3 separate regions of the Homo sapiens genome follow, and all the other regions are linked to region 2. A link is a contact called in ENCODE Hi-C data. All regions are on one chromosome and are shown on one strand. Each heading gives the region's core, a stretch centred on a gene start or an enhancer-like site at or near the end of the contact. The rest is flanking DNA. Distances are from core to core; before and after follow the strand shown. Region 1 overlaps LOC107984380 (a long non-coding RNA gene). Region 2 holds the start of PDGFDDN (PDGFD downstream neighbor). Region 3 has its middle 97 kb from the start of LINC02552.

What was found. Hi-C counts contacts between places; a loop is a spot of excess contacts on that map. Pooled maps may share reads with other maps.
Region 1: a pooled map shows a loop between it and region 2 (3-fold over the local background). The contact joins the enhancer-like site here to the promoter of PDGFDDN in region 2. A Hi-C loop is called at or near these places in 6 of 37 single-sample maps with no recorded cell type and 2 of 50 pooled maps.
Region 3: a loop to region 2 is called in a pooled map, with 13 times the contacts of the local background. The contact joins the enhancer-like site here to the promoter of PDGFDDN in region 2. A Hi-C loop is called at or near these places in 3 of 37 single-sample maps with no recorded cell type and 4 of 50 pooled maps.

Annotation. Positions count from the first base shown.
Region 1 is chr11:104,874,905-104,878,675 of GRCh38, reverse strand. LOC107984380 (a long non-coding RNA gene) reads right to left here. Exons shown (of 3, transcript XR_007062985.1): 3 at 3,108-3,401. Among named protein-coding and RNA genes, the nearest start is that of CASP4, 92 kb to the left of the region's middle. RefSeq lists a silencer at 1,351-1,440. Within about 2 kb of position 2,200, at least 3 of the 41 ENCODE cell types and tissues checked have a DNase peak (open chromatin) inside an H3K27ac peak, as active enhancers do.
Region 2 is chr11:103,905,556-103,908,868 of GRCh38, reverse strand. PDGFDDN (PDGFD downstream neighbor) reads left to right here and starts at 1,999. Exons shown (of 4, transcript XR_947960.3): 1 at 1,999-3,313. PDGFD (platelet derived growth factor D) reads left to right here. Exons shown (of 7, transcript NM_025208.5): 7 at 1-1,680.
Region 3 is chr11:104,704,094-104,707,714 of GRCh38, reverse strand. No RefSeq gene overlaps it. Among named protein-coding and RNA genes, the nearest start is that of LINC02552, 97 kb to the right of the region's middle. RefSeq lists enhancers at 1,775-1,894, 1,905-2,034. Within about 2 kb of position 1,739, at least 13 of the 41 ENCODE cell types and tissues checked have a DNase peak (open chromatin) inside an H3K27ac peak, as active enhancers do.

The DNA of each region.
Region 1 (3,771 bases), core at 951-3,450, 970 kb before region 2:
GAGACATAGGTAGAATTCAGATGATCTGGTAAAACAGATAGTAAGTTAGTAACCTGTATGACAACCAGAGATAGAATAAATAGAAAATGTGATGGAACAAAAATATGCTGCTTAGATGCAAAGGATGAAAAGACCCACATCTTGAGGATGCCACTTCTTCTTGATCAAGAACTTTATTAAACCTCAATTAGCCACCACTTGTTGACACACAGCATGGTTCTATTCTAGTCCTACCCAAGAAGTTCAATAAGATACCAAGTATGGTTCTATTCTGATCCTGCCCAAAAGTGCAAATAAAACCAAAGGCTGTTCAACAAATGAATTGATGCTACTCTTGCATCAAGCACACTTCTCCTGCATCTCTCTGAAAGAGGAGGTTTGTGTCCTTGGTTCAGGATATCTTCCCTTGGGGCCCTTCTCTGTTCAGACATTAACTCTGGCCCTCATCATTGAACCAGCACCCATGAAGGCTGATGTTTCAAAAGAGAAGCAAGATTTATGCACATTGTGAACCCTAGGACTCAGGGAGTGTAGTCCTTTCACCCTGTTTGCACCTCTCTAAGTGAATTACCTTACCCCAATTCATTCTCCTTGTTTTTTGCTCAGTATTTTAATCAATTTAATAAGCCATGTGGTTTGGTCATTTTAATTTGGTCTGAAAGCCTTTCTGTTCCTCGACCTCTGGGATAGCTCACCAGTTAGTGCTTCCACTGCATCAAGGCAATTTCCCACATATTGCATTCTCAGCTAATGTAGTGTCTTTCTGTATTGAAAGAAGACTTGGGAAGGAGGCAAATGCTTCTCAGCATCATAATACTAAGGCTATCATTTTTCAAGTCAGGTCAAAGTCTAATTGATGGGATAAATTTATATTCCTTAATGAGACTAAACTATGTGTGCTTTAGAGAAAATGTAATATACTTAGAACTGGTGTGTCTGCCCTTAAGTAATTTAGGAAGAAATTCATCTTTTATGTTTACTGTTGGAGAGAATAGGGAATATTCCCCAACCCAAAGGAATAGATTCCCCAGGTTTCATCAGTGTGAGCATAGTCTGGGCAGAAGAAGAAAGTCTAAGGCACCAGACTTTGAATAATTCAAGAAGGAAAAGAGAAATGACTTTTATGATAGTTTAAGTTTCTAAAGAAAGGCAAGTAGAAGTGTTTTTGTTATTGAAAGTGGACCTCTGGAAGAAGACATGGATTTTGAAGACAAACTGAAAATTAAAATTAATTGAAACATACTAGATTCTTAAACTAGTGCATATATGAGCACGCACATACACTCCCACCCCACCCCCCCCACACACACACACTGAGGCATGAGAATAGGAAGTCACACTTTTTTCCTTCCTCTCTGTCTTATTTTCGTTTTACTTTCATAGCCCTTGATTCTCAGAACTGCTTAATCTTTTTCTGAAGTTCAGTGTATTTTTGGTCTGAAACGGCAATTCTCAGCAAAATGACACTCCTATTTTCTGATTATTTCAGAACTAGAAAAGCAAAGTGTTGGCCTTCTGAGATTTAAGAAAAAATCATATTGTTTATTTCTAGTCTCATGCACTCAACCAATCACTCACCTCCACATTTCTGACACTAGATGTATGGGAGTCTTGCCCCACACACCAAATAATTCTCCGGCAGACACTAGCTGGGTTTCCTATAATTCAATTTAATTCTGACACTATCTAGATAGATAATGGGATCTGGATAGTGTCTGATATGGTTTGGCTGTGTTCCCATGCAAATCTCATCTTGAATTGTAGTTCCCATAATTTCCATATGTCCTGCGAGAAACCTGATGGGAGGTAATTGAATCATGGGGGCTATTTTACCCATGCTATTCTTGTGATAGTAAGTTCTCATGAGATCTGATGGTTTATAAGGGGCTTCTCCCTTCACTTGGTTCTCATTCTCTCTCCTGCTGCCATGTGAAAAAACACATGTTTGCTTCCCTGTCTGCCAGGATTGTAAGTTGTCTGAGGTCTCCCCAGAGATGCTAAACTGTGAGTCAATTAAACCTCTTTCCTTTATAAATTACCCAGTCTTGGGTATGTCTTTATTAGCAACATGAGAATGGACTAATATGGTGTCAGATCCCACAAGTTAAAGGCTTATTACCATAAAAATTTCCCCCACTTCAAAGGCCAATTGCAAGTAGTAGGTTATCAACAATACTTCCTCTTAACCAGCTATAAATCATGTTTTGCATTAGTGGCTCACAGAAGTCAGAGAAACAGTTTACTTAGAATTACTGGCTTATTAATCATGGATATAACCAAGGATACAGATGAACAGCCAGAGGAAGAGGTACATAGGGTGAGGTCTGGAAGGATAGCTTCTGTCCCTATGGAGTTGAGGTGCACCATCCTCCCAGCACTCAGATGTGTTCACCAACTCAGAAGCTCCTGAACCCCATAGTTCAAAGATTTTTAGGGAGGCTTCATCATGTAGCCATGACTGATTATAAACTCCATTTGCAGCCCTTCTCTTCTCTTTGAGGAATGGGGGGTGGGGATGAGAGCTCCAAGCATATAACCACGGTTTAGTCTTTCTGGTGACCAGCCCCATCCTAAAACCCACCAAGTCACCTCATTACAACCAAAGATACTTCTATTACCCAGGAAATTCAAAAGGATTTAGGACCTCTGTGCCAAGACCCTACATCAAAGACCAAATATTAGAACAAACAATTAACCTACCACCTTTATCTACAATGTTACTAGGAGCTTTGTCTCAGGAATCAGGGCAGAGACTAAACATTAGAACAAAAGATTCTTTTAGCACCTCTATTGCTCAGAAAATTGCAATAGTTTTAGGAGTTCTGTGCTAGGGACTGGGGTTAGAGACCAATATGTGTATTTCTTATTACTTCACTGATCTTCCCTGTCTGAAGAAAAGTACAGAAAAGAAGATGTTCCCTGAGCATGAGAAAACAGGAGACCAATTTTCCTAATTTTTATTCATTGGGCAGCAAGTGATATCTTCACAGGATAACAAGTGACAGAAAGGAGAGAGTCTGCTAAAGTAATATTAGATATCCCCATCTCTTTTGCATCCTCGCCAACCCTACTCCTGCCTCTGATTCATTCTCGAAACAATAGCCTGAGTGGTCTTACAAAATCTTAAAACAAAAAATCCTTAACAAACCTTTCCGACGCTGCTAACTTCGTTTTATATAATTTGTTTTCTCTGAACCACATGCAGACAAGCAGTTTCTCACCTAAGGGCCTCAGGGCCTCCAGGCATTCACATGTTGTTTTTTTCTGCTTGTAATACAGTAATTTTCCTTTCATTGTCCATTGGGCTAACTCATATGCCTTCTTCAGCCATCATCTTAAGAGGCACTTCCTCAGAGAGGACTTCTCTGATCCTCAGTCTAAACTGGATATCCTGTTATTTACTGGCATAAAAATGAGATTTTAAAAAATCCTTCAATGTACTTGTCACAAATTGTAATTATATATTTACCAATTTTTTTGTTTAATGTCTATCCTTTCCTAAAACTATAAGCATTTATTAGGGTAAACGATCCCCCTTTTATTCTCATCTGCACAGAACCTACCAAATTATATAAAATAGAATTTGTGCTCAGAAATACTTAGGGAATGGAATAAATTCTCAAATAAAGCATATGTTCCCAAAATGTATATGGATTCATCATGTTAAATATACCAGAGATTAGGCTAGATGGGAAAGAAATCACATCATTTATAGATAAGAATTTAAATATCTTTTAGGATTCAAGTTCAAAGTGTTTTATTGTCATGGCA
Region 2 (3,313 bases), core at 750-3,249:
GCAAAACCCCTCCACAAAAGCAAATCCTTTCAAGAATGGCATGGGCATTCTGTATGAACCTTTCCAGATGGTGTTCAGTGAAAGATGTGGGTAGTTGAGAACTTAAAAAGTGAACATTGAAACATCGACGTAACTGGAAATTAGGTGGGATATTTGATAGGATCCATATCTAATAATGGATTCGAACTCTCCAAACTACACCAATTAATTTAATGTATCTTGCTTTTGTGTTCCCGTCTTTTTGAAATATAGACATGGATTTATAATGGCATTTTATATTTGGCAGGCCATCATAGATTATTTACAACCTAAAAGCTTTTGTGTATCAAAAAAATCACATTTTATTAATGTAAATTTCTAATCGTATACTTGCTCACTGTTCTGATTTCCTGTTTCTGAACCAAGTAAAATCAGTCCTAGAGGCTATGGTTCTTAATCTATGGAGCTTGCTTTAAGAAGCCAGTTGTCAATTGTGGTAACACAAGTTTGGCCCTGCTGTCCTACTGTTTAATAGAAAACTGTTTTACATTGGTTAATGGTATTTAGAGTAATTTTTTCTCTCTGCCTCCTTTGTGTCTGTTTTAAAGGAGACTAACTCCAGGAGTAGGAAATGATTCATCATCCTCCAAAGCAAGAGGCTTAAGAGAGAAACACCGAAATTCAGATAGCTCAGGGACTGCTAACAGAGAACTACATTTTTCTTATTGCCTTGAAAGTTAAAAGGAAAGCAGATTTCTTCAGTGACTTTGTGGTCCTACTAACTACAACCAGTTTGGGTGACAGGGCTGGTAAAGTCCCAGTGTTAGATGAGTGACCTAAATATACTTAGATTTCTAAGTATGGTGCTCTCAGGTCCAAGTTCAACTATTCTTAAGCAGTGCAATTCTTCCCAGTTATTTGAGATGAAAGATCTCTGCTTATTGAAGATGTACCTTCTAAAACTTTCCTAAAAGTGTCTGATGTTTTTACTCAAGAGGGGAGTGGTAAAATTAAATACTCTATTGTTCAATTCTCTAAAATCCCAGAACACAATCAGAAATAGCTCAGGCAGACACTAATAATTAAGAACGCTCTTCCTCTTCATAACTGCTTTGCAAGTTTCCTGTGAAAACATCAGTTTCCTGTACCAAAGTCAAAATGAACGTTACATCACTCTAACCTGAACAGCTCACAATGTAGCTGTAAATATAAAAAATGAGAGTGTTCTACCCAGTTTTCAATAAACCTTCCAGGCTGCAATAACCAGCAAGGTTTTCAGTTAAAGCCCTATCTGCACTTTTTATTTATTAGCTGAAATGTAAGCAGGCATATTCACTCACTTTTCTTTGCCTTTCCTGAGAGTTTTATTAAAACTTCTCCCTTGGTTACCTGTTATCTTTTGCACTTCTAACATGTAGCCAATAAATCTATTTGATAGCCATCAAAGGAATAAAAAGCTGGCCGTACAAATTACATTTCAAAACAAACCCTAATAAATCCACATTTCCGCATGGCTCATTCACCTGGAATAATGCCTTTTATTGAATATGTTCTTATAGGGCAAAACACTTTCATAAGTAGAGTTTTTTATGTTTTTTGTCATATCGGTAACATGCAGCTTTTTCCTCTCATAGCATTTTCTATAGCGAATGTAATATGCCTCTTATCTTCATGAAAAATAAATATTGCTTTTGAACAAAACTACTCCATTATTTAGTACTCAATTGCAGTTTTAAAAGGTGTACACTGCTAAAAAAGAAAAAAAAAAAGAAAAGAAAACTTCCAGCTGGACGCGGGGGCTCAAGCCTGTAATCCTAGCACTTGGGGAGGCCGAGGGGGTGGATCACACGGAGATCGAGACCATCCTGGTCAACATGGCGAAACCCTGTCTCTACTAAAAATACAAAAATGAGCCAGGTGTGGTGGTGGGCGCCTTTAGTCCCAGCTACTCAGGAGATTGAGGCAGGAGAATCACTTGAACCGGGAGGCAGAGGTTGCAGTAAGCCGAGATCACGCCACTGCACTCCAGCCTGGGCTGCAGAACAAGACTCCTTTCAAAAAAAAAAAAAAGGAAAACTTTTTTTCACAAATGCATCAAACTGTTTGGAATGACAAGATTGAGTGATTTCTGAAGGCTTCATTTTATAATGCCCGAAAGAACAACACTTTGTTCCCCAATTACAGGCTTCTGTTCTGTCTTTGTCCTGCAGCTGCACAGTGGGGCAAGACTTGGGTTTGGTTTTGTTGCTGCTTTGTTGCTTCTTCATTTGACTGTTTCCCCATGAGTCTTATAATGAATTATGTTCTCCTCTGACATTGTTCCTCACCTAAGAAAATCCACAGCTGTCTCTTCCTTGAGGCCTGAAGTCAACAACATTACAACCTCATTTCCCTTTTATCCACCTCCTTTTCCCATCTGGGTGGACACCCCAGCCAACTAGTGATTCAGTGTTATCAGTTCAGACAGACCAGTTTAGGAGCTACACTCCTATATCATTTGCTTTGTAATTTGTGAAGAGGCACATAGCATAAAGAGAGCTCTTCTAGCTGCAATGCACATGCAAGAATTTTTGCTTTTGATTATAGCCTAATCTTTATATCATCCTGCTGGAGACAAAATAGCAGCTGCAGTGTTGAATGAAACTCTGCCATTTTAGTGGTTTTAGGTCATTTGGGGAATGGGAGTAAAGACCTGTATTCTGTGGCAAGAATTAATTTTACCATCAGAAATACTAGCTAGTGTGTGAGCATGGGAGAGGGATGGGGACAGGGTCGAATAATTCTGTGCCTAATAGCTAATTCAAGTAACTGGGGTTTTTAGGTAAAAAGTCATAATAGTAATATATATATGTATATATATGTGAATATATGTGTATATATGTATGTATATATGTTGCATTTTAATACAAAGACATTAAGAATTTTATTTCATTTCCTGAAATGTTCACATGTCCAGTTTTATTCTGAGAATAACTCAACAGATGTCTAAATTGTTGATACTCTCCTAGGTTCCTCATAGAATATTAAATTAAAATTCAATAGATTAGTATTCATGCCTGAAGTCCTAGGAAATATAATTTTGTTTATTGGCAGCCCTAGTCAAACATGCTAGAAGACAGAATATTTATAATTCACTGGTTTTATTGACATTCACTCAAATTCTGTTGTTTTTAAAGATCAAGTTAAAGACTACACAGACCTTCAAAACTTAGCATAGCACAACTGGGATATCTCTCAAATAAAATAGGCATCAACAAGGGATAAGCAACTAACCACTTAATGTAAGACTTTATGCTTGCTTTTCCAGTTATATTTCTGAATTTTGCAAACTAAT
Region 3 (3,621 bases), core at 490-2,989, 800 kb before region 2:
CTAAAACTGGTTCATAGAATCACTACACAAATGCCAGCAACTGTCATTGTTAAAGAGAATTATTTTTAAAATGTCATCTTAAGCTACTTCATTTTGGAGGGGGCAATTCAGGTGAATTTGTTGGGGTACTTTTGAATAAATAAAAATTAAAAATAAGAGACTTAATTCCCCCATTGAGATAAAGAAAGGGACTTCTTCATCCTCATTTTTATTAGAGCATTTACTTTAGAAACCTTATCATTGTAAGTACATTCTCCTCTCTTCGAAATGTACAGAAATTATTTTGAAAACTAGATAGGTCTTTTGTCAACTTTATGACTCAGGAATACCTTTCAGAGCTTGGAAGCCATCTTTTTGAAACGCTGATATGGTTTGGCTCTGTGTCCCCACCCAAATTTCACCTTGAATTGTAATCACCATAATCCCCACCTATCAAGGGCGGGACCAGGTGGAGGTAATTGGCTCATGGGGGTGGTTTTCCGCCATGCTGTTCTCATGATAATGAGTGAGTCTCAGGAGATCTGATGGTTTTATAGCATCTGGCATTTCCCCTGCTTGCACTCACTCCATCCTGCTGCCCTGTGAAGAAGGTGCCTGCTTCTCCTTTGCCTTCCACCATGATTGTATCTTTCCTGAGGCCTCCTCAGCAATGCAGAACTGTGAGCCAATTAAACCTCCTTTTTTTATAAATTACCCAGCATCAGGTATTTCTCCATAACAGCATGAGAACAGACTAATATAAATGTTAACATAAAGGAAGACAGTGCTCCTATCTCCCAGTTTCTGTGGAAGGATAATAATCTAACTTTTGTGGGCACCTTGCTCCAATTTGCAAAGCTAAAGCTATGTTCTATCATAAAGGTATATGGTTTTGATTGTTTGTTTGTCTCTCTCGATATAGCCAATATGCTAACACAGATGGTCACCCCAATTACAAGGTAAAGTTAGGATGAACTGTGTGACAAAAGGTGCTGTCAGTCCTCTTACTTGACAACTAGTTATTGTTCATCTTGAAAAATGTATGTAATGGGTTACTTGATTATATAAGGGGTAGAGATTCCTTTCTGTCTTTGCAATCTCTTAATGGATTTCCTGTGATGTGCATCATATTATGGTGTAATGCTTTTTCAATAATAAAAGTGTTCTCTTTCTCTACTGTCTTTGTGGATAATTTCTGGGTTGAGAGAATATTTTGTTTTTAATTATATTTCTTCAACACTTGCAAGCCCAAAGCCTTTTTAGTTAATGTGGATATGTGAAATACACTGGTATAAGGATGTGTCAACAGTAGTGACTATGGGAAACAGGTCACTGTTAACAGCATGAAAATTCCATTTTTTAGCACTAGCCAATATAAATAAACAAAATTTTAGCTTATAGACTGACAGTCTGCAGTACTGCTTTATGTGTAGGCTGTGTTCTTGAAAATTTCACATATATATATACACACACACATACACACACACACACATAAAAGCCCATAAATTGTTTTTAATTTAAATAAATTGGTCTTCAGATATCTTGGGGGCAGCCACTTTTGCAGTTTCATATTTTTGTAATGCCAATCCAGCAGTACCAACATTATCTCATCTGTAAATTCAGATCTCTCTACATAAAACTAACAGAAACTCATTACTTAGTATACTGTGGTGAGAAACTTCCTGCCATACCAGCTCCTCTGCCTCCATTAAGGACCATTATGACAGACACACCACACAAAAGCACCCCGTCAGCTAGACTTGTTCCTGGAAATGGCCAGCCACAGAAAATCTTCAGTCTCTAACATTGAATAAGACTTCCTGTTTTGAAATATTCTGAAAATGCCGGCTCACCTAGTTCCAGCACACCAACTAATCTCAAATATACCTGAATAAGTCTCTGCTTCCACATCCCACTTTAATGTAATGCTCACCAATTAGAGACGCTTTCAGCATTTTTTTCTTTTTTACCAGGTAAAATTTACTCTCATTTCTAACATCCTTGTACCTCTGCTGAAATGAAAGTGATGACAGATGGGTTCTCTTCCTGCACATTTATGAATAATCAGCCTGTGTTAATTTTAACTTGGGTTCAGTTTTGTATTTGACAGTGTATGATGTATATTTACTTGTTTCTATCCTACACAGTGTAAAGGCTTTCCGAGGGCAAGAGTGTATATGCTTACATTTTTACTGCCTGACACTGCCTGGCACACTAGGAGATCCAATTTATATTGACTGGACAGATTCATGTGTCTTGATAAAGCTGTTAGTTAAAAAAGAATCCTTAGTTTTAATGGTAGTGTATTTTATGGAAGTAAACAAAGACCATCTGAATGAGAACAAGCAAAGTTTATTTATTCAGAGTTTTTAATTGCAAAGGAATCAGCCATCATTGCTTGCATTTTGGCAGACTCAAAGTGCAGCAGAAAAGTAGGGAAGCTTCATAGTTGAGAAGAGGAAAGGCTTCAACTATTATTCCCTGATTGGAGGCTGTTGTTGTGGGGTGGCTAACTAGAAGTGAAGCATCGATGGAATTGGTTAGAGGTGTATAACTGGCTTTCTCTAGTTGGTCCTAAGTTGGAAGCAGGGACAAAAATTATTAAAGTTGTCAGTTATTAATCAAGGCCTGGTCATTTGGGGTCAATTGTAATAGGAGTTATTGTTTGGCTTCCTGGATTTATTATTAGAGATAACATTCTGACTTCCTACAAGTCAGATGTGTAGCAAGCTGGCATCCTGTGCTGGTAGCTGCAAATTGTGGGTTAGGGTTCTATTTTTCTATATGGTCTGGCTTTCACTCATTTGTATATTCTGTCTCTCAATTCCTTCAGTAGCATCCTAGAAAAGACTCTATTGTTAGTTCATCCTTCTTATTGAGCAGATCTATCTTCCTTATCCAGACTCTAAAAGCTTTAGGGATCCCTATTGCCTAACAAAAAAAGTCAAAATCCTTTAGCCTGGCACAATCCAGACTCAAACCATCTTCTCGGCCTTTATAGCCTGCTGTTCTCTTCCATGCATCCAGCAATGTAAGCAAACTGGAGTCCTTTCTATTGCAAAATACAACTATGCTTTCTGGCTTTTGTGCCTTCAAATCAGCTCTCTCCTTTTTTTCTGATCTCTTCTCCATCCACTTTCCATCTCTGCCAATTCCTAGCTGAGAATCCCTGAAGGCCAAGTTGAAATGTATTTTCCTTTTCTGAACATTTCATAAAACTTCACTTTAAATGCTTTTCAGAGTAAAGTACTATGTAACTATAATATGTATACATTGCTTTTATCTATGTTAGAAAAATTATCTAAACCTTGAAAATAAGAAAAAATGTGAATAGCACATTTTTTCAGTGTCCCATGAAAGCAAAACATCATTTATGGGAATGTACATGATTACCTCACTATTTACCCAAGGTCTAAGACTTAAGAAAGGGAAGTTAGACTTTTAAACTGATTTTTTAAAAATTAGACTTTAACTTGTAGACTTTTTTAGAAAGATGAAATTAATTTCTCTCTTGTACGATATACAATTCCAAAATTTTATATCCCTTTCTATGAGTTTTGTCTCTAACCTGGTGATCTCAAATAATATTACTTACAAATAATTACTTTTCAAATGTTCTTTATATCAATTAAAACTTCTTAT